Linked DNA regions of Homo sapiens: region 2 is linked to region 1. The links are chromatin contacts, found by Hi-C or POLR2A ChIA-PET in ENCODE. All regions are on one chromosome and are shown on one strand. The core of a region is the stretch at or near the end of the contact, and the rest is flanking DNA. Distances in the headings are between cores, read along the strand shown. Region 1 overlaps HIVEP3 (HIVEP zinc finger 3). Region 2 overlaps HIVEP3 (HIVEP zinc finger 3).

What was found. Hi-C counts contacts between places; a loop is a spot of excess contacts on that map. ChIA-PET counts read pairs that join two places held with the same protein, here RNA polymerase II (POLR2A). Pooled maps may share reads with other maps.
Region 2: POLR2A ChIA-PET joins it to region 1 with 12 read pairs in activated naive CD8-positive, alpha-beta T cell. The contact joins two enhancer-like sites. A Hi-C loop is called at or near these places in 2 of 37 single-sample maps with no recorded cell type and 5 of 50 pooled maps. POLR2A ChIA-PET finds 5 or more read pairs at or near these places in 2 of 52 experiments (RWPE1 and activated naive CD8-positive, alpha-beta T cell).

The regions. Positions count from the first base shown.
Region 1 is chr1:41,616,531-41,622,227 of GRCh38, forward strand. All of the region lies in intron 3 of HIVEP3 (HIVEP zinc finger 3), which reads right to left. The region is part of intron 1 of LOC128125817; the gene reads right to left. Among named protein-coding and RNA genes, the nearest start is that of EDN2, 130 kb to the left of the region's middle. Within about 2 kb of position 1,666, at least 13 of the 41 ENCODE cell types and tissues checked have a DNase peak (open chromatin) inside an H3K27ac peak, as active enhancers do.
Region 2 is chr1:41,847,530-41,853,163 of GRCh38, forward strand. The region is part of intron 1 of HIVEP3 (HIVEP zinc finger 3); the gene reads right to left. Among named protein-coding and RNA genes, the nearest start is that of HIVEP3, 69 kb to the right of the region's middle. Within about 2 kb of position 4,227, at least 2 of the 41 ENCODE cell types and tissues checked have a DNase peak (open chromatin) inside an H3K27ac peak, as active enhancers do.

The sequences.
Region 1 (5,697 bases), core at 416-2,915:
CTCAGGAGGCCACTCACTGCCTGAGGCAATAGCAATTACTTTTTTTTTTTTTTTCAAACAGGGTATAGGAAGTGGGGAAGATGGGGAGCCTTTTTTTTTTTTTTTTGAGATGGAGTCTCACTATGTTGCCCAGGCTGGTCTCAAATTCCTGGCCTCAAATGATCCTCCCGCCTTAGCATCTTGAGTATCTCAGATTACAGGCTTGTGCTACTGCACCTGCTCAATTTTTGTTTTTCTAAAAATGGTATCATCCTATGTACATTCCTCAGCACTCGGCCTTCCTCATGGACAGTCTTTCTAGGCTACAGGCCAATAGGTTGTGAGCAGTTATCCTGTACCAGGCACAGTTATAAGCACCTCACATAATTAACTCAGTTACTGCTCCTAACAAGCTTAAAGGACAGGCACTATTGCAATCCCTACTTTACCAAAGAGGAGTGTGAATGGCCAGAGGGTCAAGCAACACAGTTTGTAAGTGGTGGGATCCGGATTTGAACCCTGGCTGTCTGTCTTCAGACCCTGTGCTCCTAACCACTCTACCGTACTGCCTTTCCAAACAGAGACAGGATCTGTCTCAATCTTGTTACAGCTGAATGATGGACCATGGTTTGGATGGAATACCTTTAAATTTACTGTTAAGTTTGTATATTTTTTGTAAGTTTTCCTACTAGAATTTTGCCATAAACATCCTTTATACACATATCTTTACAGACTGATGCATTCATTGTTCCATAGGCCGGATTTCCAGAAGTGGAAACATGGATCAATGTGTGTGTTTTTGGTTAAAATACCTATGGGGCCTATTGTTTGGGCCATCGTCCTAATAATGAGCCATGTCATTTTCACTCACTGGTTTTGATTCTGTCCCGAGGACCACACAGAACATCTCTGACCCTTTTTCTCCAGACAACCCCTGGGGTGGTTGAGGACAGCAAGTCTGTCTCTCAAGTATTCTGTTACCCAGTTTCTTCAAAAGTTCCTCTGACAAGGGCTGCATGCTCCTGAGGGCTGGTCCAGATACCTCTTAAAGTGCGGCACCGCCTGGGGTGATCTGGCTTATGCCCCTTGCTCCCCATTCAAAGACACACAGAGAGGGACATTGACAGTGCACAGGAGATATCAACAGTGTTTCCTGACATCCATGATGCACGGGAGAGAACCAAGTAGGTAGGATTCAGACTTCTCATCTTCACCTCTCCCAAATCACACACATGCCTTCCTGAGAAAGAGACCCTTTGTGAGATATTAAAGACCAGCCAAATTCTACTCCCACATCATAAGAAACTGGAGTTCACTCTTTAATTAGAGAAGATGCCAATGGCTTTGGAACTGGACAGGCTTCTAAGCATCTTTTAGTTCAGTGTCTTCTTTTACAAAAGAGCCCTGGAGGGCAATGACCGCACCAGGCTCACATGTCATTGGGTGTGTGGCAGCATTTCCCTAAGCTGAGACCAGGGTCACTGGTGGGTGCATTTCCCCAGCTCTCTCTGCCTGCTGGTTCCTAGGAACCATCTTACTAGAAAGGCGTAGTGTAAATATTTTGCTAAGCAGCCAAGAGAGGAAACTTACCCAGGCTGAGCTGCCCTGTGCTGGGTGCTGGCCATGGACACAATGCTCAATGAGGGCCATTATCTGGGAAGGGAGGGCTGTTTGTTCCGCTGCGGGATGGTGCCAGAGCCCGGAGCCACCAGGCTTGCCACTCTGGCTGCCACACAGAAGAGTCTCCTTGCGCTCAGCAGACTCTGCGGTTATGCAATGCCGGGCCAGGAGGTTAACTCTCCCCAGGCCAGGAGCCAAGCCTTGTTCCTTCCTGCCTAAGCATGTCCATCTGAAAATGCTGAAAATTGAGGGCCTCAGTGTTTGCAAAATGTGCTCGGGCCCTGAACCTGCTGGTTTATTCCAAAGGGCGTAGTGTTGAGGAGCTGGTGTGCCCATCCTTGTGGCTCCTGGCAGCCTCCTACCGAGGCCCAGTGCTCTGACAGCAGCGTCTGCCTGCCATCCTCGGGCACCACTCATAGGCCTTGCAACCCTTTGCCTGGGTGCCCCTGTCCCGTTCTTTCCCTTTCGGTGGTGTCTGGTCTAAGTCCTTTCTTAAGCCCGAGTTCTACTCACTTGTTCAAAGCCTTCCCTGACCACCCCAGGCCCCAGTGACCTGAGCTCAAGGATGAGTTTCCCAAGACAAAAGGGACCTTGGAAGTTATCTATCCACCTGGCCCATTTTCCAGATGAGGAAACTGAGGCTTGAAGAAGTTGACTAGTCTGAGAGAAGACTGAACAGATGTGTCAGCCTGGCTCCCCTCTCAGAACTCTTTCTCTTATACCTCACGTCCCATCTGTCAGCAAATCATGTTGGCTTGACCTCAAAATGGAGCTGGAATCAGACCCCTTCCCATGGCCCCCGCAGTTGCCACCCTGGTGTGTGACTCTATCACCTCCTGATCTGTCACATCACTGCCTCCTAGCTGGCCTCGGGCTGCTGCCCCCGCCCCCTCCAGGGCAGCCTCCACAGCCTCCTTCGGCAGGACAGCCCACTCCTCTGCTCAGGCCTCCCAGGGCTTCTGGATGTTGTGCCTGCCTCTCCCTTCCAGCCTCCTCTGCTCCTGTGCCCCCACCCCCACTCCTCCAGCCACACCAGCTTCCTTGCTGTTCCCAGCAGGCTGATCTTGCCTCCGCCTGGAATACTCTTTTCTGATACCCCCAGCACTTGCTCCTCGCCTCCCTCAGGTCTTTACTCTCCACCCGTCCTGACTGCCTGATTTCAAAACCTTGACAACCTGCCAGCCCCGTGCCCCCTATTCCTTTCCTGACTGCCACCTTGTCACATACTATGTATGTTACTTAAGAAGATAATATATTTACATTTATTTTACATACACTTATGTTTTTAAGATCTCACAAAATATACAGTCTATAGAGAGTGTGCATGTGTGTGTAGTGACGATATGTTTGTCTATTTCCCTACCAGAATGTAACTCCAAGAGGCAGGTGTTTTGTGCTTTGTCACCCAGAATGGTGCTTGGCCCCTTATGTCTAAGTAGGGCCGAAGGTAAGGATGACCTACCTCTTTGAGGATGGATGAGGATGGTGATGGTGGCTGGGGTGTCACCTGACTGGTATGGGTGTTAGGAGTGGGGGAAGGGATGAGTTTGGTGGCATATGTAGGCTCAGCAGAGGGAGAGCCAGGGCTCCAGGGAGGTCAGCTGGGAGGCTGTCCGAATGCTATATTTTTGGAGCCATATGGAATAAACACCCAGACACCTGGGCCTCAGTCCCCCAACCCCAACCAGCCCCGGTAGAGCAGCTCCAAAATAGGAAATTCGCAGAGGTAGCCCCAGAGAGGCTGCTCAGATTAGGCTGCAGTGAGCACCTAGGCATGGCTGGCCACTCCCTGCTTTTAGGCATCCTGAATTTGCACGTCTAGGAATCTCCATCTCCATGTTTCAAGCTCTCTAGTGGGTGACTCACAGGCTCTGCAGGGGTTTGGGGGCTGCAGCTGAGTTCCTTTGAATATCTGTTGAATGAATAAAAGAAATGGAAGGAAAGGGGGAAAGGTGCTAAGGCAGACACAGGAGAAGAGGACAAAGGCTTGGGAGCACTGAAACGACCCCAGGGAGGCATGCCAAACAGAGCCCGAACAGAGGCAAGACAGCAGGGCTTGTCCTGACAGGTGGCACAGGTGGGTCCAGTTTCCACTCGCTTTCCCACACCTGCAGCTACGCTGGCCAGGAGCACAAACCTCAAGCAAACAGAAATTTTTTCTCGTGATTTCAGTTTTAGTTTGATTGACATTTTTATTTACCCATGACATAGTTTCTTTTAGGATAGCTGGCTTTATTCTAAAGAGCAGCCCAAACTAAGTGGCCTAGGTGATTTGGCTGTTCAAATCTCCCTTTTCTGATCCTCCTGTCCTGCCCTACCTCTCCTCTCACCTGTCTGAGCACTTCTCTGACTCTTCCATCCAAGCTTTTTCTTCCTAGATGCCTGTACTCAGTCCTCAAGCTTTGGTCTCTAATCCCCTGCTTTTCTCTCTCTGCACTGCTCACCTTGACTTGGTAGCAGCTTCCACAGCTGCACACATCACCTGCCCCACCCAGCACGCCCCAATCCTGCATTTCCAGCAGCTCTCACATTCAATATGCTTAGTGCCCCACTCATCTTTTCACCCCTCTGTCTCTGGTAAACCTTCAGGCTTGCGACACTAGTGCTACCTCTAAACTCCACTCTCCTTTGTCCTCATAGCACCCATTCACCCAGTCACTCACCCTCCACTCCTACCCTTTCCTTCAAGCAAACAGAAACCCTGATTGGTTCAACAATTACTGATCAACCACTACTGTGCACCAGGCAGTGCTGGGTACCGGAGGCATTTGCCTTGGCCTGTTCTTCTTCCACCTGCGGCACCTCGAGGACCACCCGAGGCCCTGAGATTGGGAGAGGAAGCCTGTTCCATAACTGGTCAGCCCCACACCTGCAAGTAATTGACAGTGTGACCCTGGGCAAGTCACTTGCCACGTTTGAGCTTGGGTGTTCCCAATTGCCCTTTGGGAGGATTATTCATTCCCGCCTCACCTGTCCCCAGTCCAGCTGGGAAAGGCATCACCCGGCTTCCTACAGGTGACACCAGTCTGAATAATACTTGTGGTGCACCCATAGCCATGGTGCAGCCTCTTCCTCCCACAGACCACGGCCTTGACCCCCTTCAGCCTCCTGGCCCCCAGTATGGGACAGAGCCCTGGAATCTGCATTTTAAAGAAACTCAAGGTAATTCTGTTATGGGAGGGTATGTGGACACACATGGAGAAATTCTGGCTCACAGGATAAAGTCTAAGCTTCCTCACCACCCCCAACTCATTGATGAAAACTTCGCCCTGCTTTCCAGCATTGGCCCCCTCTGTCTCCCAAGGGAGGGCCTGCAGCCGTGGCCAGACTGCTCTGTCCACTCCCCACCCTGAGCTCAGCAATGAGCCTGCTCTTCTTCTTCTTTTGTTTTGTTTTGTTTTTCGAGACAGGGTCTTGCTGTGTCCCTCAGGCTGCAGTGCAGTGGTATAATCACAGCTCACTGCAGCCTCCGTCTCCTGGGCTCAAGCCATCCACCCGCTTCAGTCTCAATATTTAGGACTACAGGAGTATGACCACCACATCTGGCTAAATTTTTTATTTTTCTAGTTTTTGAGATGAGGTCTCACTACCTTGCCCATTCTAGTCTCAAACTCTCCGGCTCAGGTGATCCTCCTGCCTCAGCCTCCCAAGTAGCTGGGATTACAGGCCTAAGCCCCCAGGCCTGGTCAGCCCTGCTCTTCTCTTATGACTTCCCCAACTTGGAAAGACTTCCTGACCTCCCTATCTCTGCAAGTCTCTTTCCCACCCTGCAACATCCAACTCAAATGCCTTCACCTTCCTCTATCAAGCTCAGAATCTCCACTTGACATCAGTTAGGGCCAAACACACAGACCATCATCATTTCCTGCCTGGATTGCTGGCTGGCTTTTGACTGGCTCATATCCTAGCTTTCTAAGCTGACTGTGAGCTCCCTGAGGCCAACCATCCATCTTGCAGATCCTTGGGTTCAATAACAAATGCTTACTGAGCACCTGCAGAAACCTATACAGCAGCACCCTGCTGGGTGTACAGAAGAGGAAGGCCGAATCCCTGCCTAGAGGGGAGCCCCTCTCATGGAGAGACAGATGGAACTTGCAT
Region 2 (5,634 bases), core at 2,977-5,476, 230 kb after region 1:
TTTTATTTGTCTACACTTCCAAAGTTTTTGTAACAAGCATGTGCTGCTTTGCAATAATGAAAAATAGCAATGCTAACATTTAACTGAAAAAAGAAAAGCACAATTATCCTGGAGTAGGGCAGGCACTAAAAAGGCGGGAGTAAGAGCGATGAGAGTAGAACGCTGAGCTGAGGCTGGCCTCCTTCACGGCCACCTTCCTCCAGGGGTGGATCCGTGTTCCAGTCACCTCCAAACACACAAAGATGTCAGTGCCACAGACCATACTTTCTCTCACACATCCAGTCAAAGCACCAGGAGGGGACAGAGTCACCACAGTGCAAGTCTCAGCTGGGATTGGGCAGGGGAGAGGAGAAGGGCATCAAGGAGCTGACCAGGAGACACACTGATCTGGCCAGGCAGCCTCTTGCAGAAGTGGATCCCGTTAACAATGAAACAGATATGACATGAACTTGGCAACTTCTGAGAACAGGAATGTCTAGTGGTGCTTCTAGCCTAAAGTGACCCAGTTTCAGATAAGACAGTTTAATCCAGAACTCAGAGGGAGAAAAGATTAATATTTTCTCCTAGGGAAGGATACCCAGAGCTACCACAGCTGAAATGGGAATAACATGCTTAAAGGTGGATATGAGATGGCCAAAGTCCCATGAGGAATGGCCTCCAGGTATGATGATGAAATCCAGTGCAGGAGGGAAGGTCTCTTCTCATAGTATCCAATTGCAAAACTGGTCAAAATTCAACCATTTTCTCAGGGTTATTCTAAAAGCTGTTGGACTTGTACTGCTTCTTTGGCTTCTCTGGCTCTTGTTCCAGCTTTTGCAGTTACAAAATGAGAAAGACCTCGCTGTGCTGTCCTCCATTCAGTGGGTTCTGGATGGATTGCCAGATGATGTGAAGGGCTCTTGGTCATGGCTGGTACCTGCAAACACGGAGAGTGCTTATCACCATTGGACTCTACTGTGCCATTTCCATCATGTCAATCATGGATAGACATGAGATAAGGAGGATGGAATCGGCAGTGGGCAGGACACAATAGGAAGCGAGGGAGGGGAGAGGGCAACAGGGTGGAAGGGTAGAGAGAATTGCAGGAAGAAGGAGGGACCCAGGAATGGCCCAACATCCTCAGAGATGAAAGATTACAGAAAGAGGGCAGAAGGCGAGAGCAGAGAGGCCATGCCAGCTTGGGCTGGAGCAGTCAGATTCCTCACCACACCCTTGTCCCTGCTGTGCCCATCTGCTGCCCTTTCTTTGCCTTCTGGCCCTGTAGGAGCCATCCCAGCCCCACATCCCAAGCCCTACCTGTGACTACCCCTCCCCTAAGCCCTACCAGAGAAATGAACTTACTTCTACCCTTCGTGGGCCGCATGCCTCCAGCTCCAGCTCTTCTTGGGGCTCCAGAGTGTGCCAGTTTCCCTTCAAGCACCAGTGTCCTCAACCTCTGGCATGGTATTGGAATCTGTGCCTTCAGAACCTCCTTTCTTCCCATTCTTCAGGACGTTTGTCCCTCGACTGGACAAGATCCAGCAGGAGTGGGCAACACAGGAACAAATCCGAGACACCAGACTGAGAGGGACAGGAAGGGGAAACACGGGGCAGTCCTGGGTGATCTGGACCATCTGGTCACCTCATTCTAGTTCACGAGTGGACATTTAGATAAGGGAAACCAAACTGAATCAGAACTCTAAACTCAGTGTGCAGCAGGGTCACCAGATTGCTTATTCTATGGCACCTGAGACCTTTCATCACCACTGATCTTCACGACAGATGCACGCAGATATATCTACCAAGGACTTAGAAACCCAAGACAGTTTCATACTTTAAAAATGTGTGGAAACTAACCATGCACAAACTTCTCCAATTACATCAGTCTCCCCAGAAGCACATCCAACAGCACTCTGTCACAACTTCTGGAAGCAGCCTGCCTCCTTGCTAACCCCTCCTCCATGCAGATGCTCACCTAGAGGAGTGGATGGGACATAATACCAAGGAGGAGAGTGTGGGTCCAGTCCTAGCACAGGCCAGGAACATTTTCTGCTTTAGAGTCACAGGACTGTTCACCAAGCCAAGCTGAATAAACATCTTATTGCAATATTTGCACAGACATGCAACTACTTGCTGTGACCATGACAGTGACTGGAATGTAAGGATCCATCAGTGGTAGACCCAAATCTTTTTTTTTTTTTTTTCCAAGTCTTGCCCTGTCGCCCAGGCTGGAGTGCAATGGCGCAATCTCGGCTCACTGCAACCTCTGCCTCCTGGGTTCAAGCAATTCTCCTGCCTCACCCTCCCGAGTATCTGGGACTACAGGCATGCACCACCATGCCCAGCTAATTTTTGTATTTTTAGTAGACATGGGGTTTCACCATGTTGGCCAGGCTGGTCTCAAACTCCTGACCTTGGGATCCACCCACCTTGGCCTCCTAAAGTGCTGGGATTACAGGCATGAGACACCACGCCTGGCCGGTAGACCCAAATCTTAAAGCACATACTCTACTCTAGTGGTTCCTAAACTTTAGCATGCATCAGAATCATTTGTAGACTTTGTTAAAACACAGAGTTTTGGTTACACTCCTACGGTTTTTTAATCAGTAGGTCTGGGGTGGAGGCTGACAGCTAGAGTTTCTAACAAGTTCCCAAGCCCAGCTATTGCTGGTCCAGAGACCACACTTTGAGAACCACTGGTCTACCACCAACAGTGTTCAATAGTATCACCTGTCTTATATCAAAGGAACCACTAATGACTCACTCGCACTCAGCCCTGTAACCTCATCCAAAGCAGAGGCACAGAAAAGGCCACCACACACACAAAGAAAAACTGTTTACAAAATGTTTTTATTTTAAGGTTAAGAATAAAAGGAGCCTTAGGGTTCATATAATCTAACTACCTCACTTAATATAATATTAATTAAACTAAGCTTAGAGAGGGTAACTTGCACACAGAAACAATGAAACAATCAATAGAACCCAAACCAGGAACCCCAGCAGCACTACTCTCAAAATCGCAAACGTGGAGTCCTAGAAAATCTCCTAATTTTTGTCGTCATTAGAGTCACAAGGCTCAAGAGTCTGCAACTGGCAAATTAGGGCTTCCCCTTCTGGTCCTCCATGCCGAAGCACTCAGGCCATGCCATGGTCATTTCTTAGTAAGGCTATGATGGAAGCAATTCTTGGTTCCCTCCAAGTTCAACTGTGAGTCCACTGCCTAGAACTCAGAACTGGTTTTCTCAGAAATCCCATAGCACACGTGGAGGGTTCCTGGGAGAACTCTTCCTACTAGGCACCACATTGTTGAACTGCAGTGATGATAGCCCACAGGATCTAACCATCATGAAGAATATAATTTCCTAAAATTCCATTCTGAGTTTCAACTTGGACCTGTGCTGGTCCCTCTTCCTGGAAAACTGCTGCCCCAGTTTTCTCATGTCAGGCTCCTTCTGTATGTTTCCTCTTGCAGAGTATCTCCTGATCATCTACCCAAGTAGTTCTCACTCCCCTCCTGCCAGTTACACTGCATCTCATCAGCCTTCTCTACACTCCTTATAGCCCTAGAACTATATAAAACATTTGTTCATCATCTACTTGCTCATTACCCCCTGAAAGTAGGATGTGAGCTTCGAGAGGGCAGGAACTTTACCTTTCTGTCTACCACTATAACCGCAGCACCTAGAACAGTGCTTGGGACACAGCAGATTCTCTATACATATCTGTCTAATGAACAAATGAATGTACAGAAGAATGATGAGAGAGCACCTTCTTCTTCTTCTTTTTTTTTTTTTTTTTTTTTTTTTTTTTTTTGAGACAGAGTCTTGCTCTGTTGCCAGGCTGGCGTGTAGTGGCATGATGTTGGCTCACTGCAACATCTGCCTCCTGGATTCAAGCAATTCTCCTGCCTCAGACTCCCAAGTAGCTGGGTCTACAGGCACGTGCCACCACACCTGGCTAATTTTTGTATTTTTAGTAGAGACAAGGTTTCACCATGTTAGCCAGGATGGTCTCAATCTCTTGACCTCGTGATCTGCCAGCCTCGGCCTCCCAAAGTGCTGGGATTACAGGCGTGAACCATCATGTCCAGATGAGAGCACCTTCTTTCAACGTGGTTTCCAAAGTTGGAATTTGAGACTTTCCTTCCTGTTTCTCTCATTTTCAATAGTAGGAGTTAGACTACTGAGCTTTAATAGAACGTGGAAGGAGAAAAACGTGCCCTTAGGCTGGTGTTCTCAATGACAGGACAGAGAAGAGGAAGTTGCAGGGATTGGGGGTGGTGTCGATTTACTTCTCAGCTCTGGTGTCCTTTCGCACAGAAAGCATGCTGGTGAGTCAGGTCTTCCTGGATACAGGGCTTGGGAGGCAATGAGGTGTACTGGAATGAGATGTTTTTGAGACCAAAGAGTTGGGTTCAAACCCTCAAAAAGTCATGTAAATCTCTCTGAGCCTCATGGGGCTGGTAGAAAATACCCAAGGGATAGGGTGTTTGTGAGGATCAAGGAAGTTAACATATGTGGACACTCTCTGTAAATAGTAAAATAATATAAGTTGCTATTAAATGATTATTGATAAGACCACATAGGCTCTGGAGAGATCCAAATAGGTGAAATTTCTCGGCATGCATCTCCATTCAGTCTTGCTGTTTTGCCTTCCTTAGTTCTACCAGCACTCTCAGACCCCAGGCTGCTGCGTGGGAGCCCCGGCTCAAGAGCAGAAGCCCTAAGGTGCTGGCATGGGCTCCTCAGAGCCCCGTGGGGCTGCCAGCAGCCACAGCACAGCCATGAGCAGGGCAGCCAACAGGAAGCCCAGGAGAAGACCACTGTGAGAGGCCACAGAGGGACACAGGGACACCGTCATCGGCCCTGAGCCAGGGGCAGGTGTAAGAAACAAGCCGGAAGCCCTCACTTTTGGCCCAAATGCTTTGGATAGGCCAGAATCCCAGAGACAGGAATATCAGAGAAGCCAGCTTCCCTCTTATGACCAGGCCCTGGCTTCTTCATGTCCTTAGGGTGGGTTCTACACTCCACTCCCAAAAGCAGGGCCTATACTTCTTCCCTTGCCAAGAAGGTGGGGTGGATGGTATTGGGATCTTTGGATGGATTCCCAAGATTGGAGAAGGTCTCCTTTCTCAGTCTTCATGGGCTGCACTGCCAATTTCTCATTGACCAAACTTTAATGTTCCAGGCAACGAGGCTCTTGGCTATAAGGTGTCCTCATGTTACAGAAATCACCTCCTCTGACCCAGTTACTCCCAAACTGTTTCCACTCTTCCTTAAGTGATAACCTTAATGACAAGTCTCATGCAAACAGTAATTTCTTATCCTTTCTTCCAAGAGTTCAGTTCACTCCAGCAACTGGCTACTAACTACTTACAGCTGAGCACAGATTTCACGCAGAACTGTGTAAAGTTGTCCTTGGGAAGACAAACACAGCAGCCAGTTCCTGCCACCAAGCAGCACACAGTCTGGGTGGGAACAGAGACTTCACGTCCCCACCACGAATGGCTGTGTTTTAGAGTTCATTACCTGAAAAGAAACAGGGTGGGAGGCATGTGGGGAATAAAGTGAGCAGGCTGGAGGAGGTCTTCTTCAAGAAAACAGAGACTGGCCCAGCTCTCTTCTGGCTCCAAAATGCTGTGTTTATTGGGTTGTC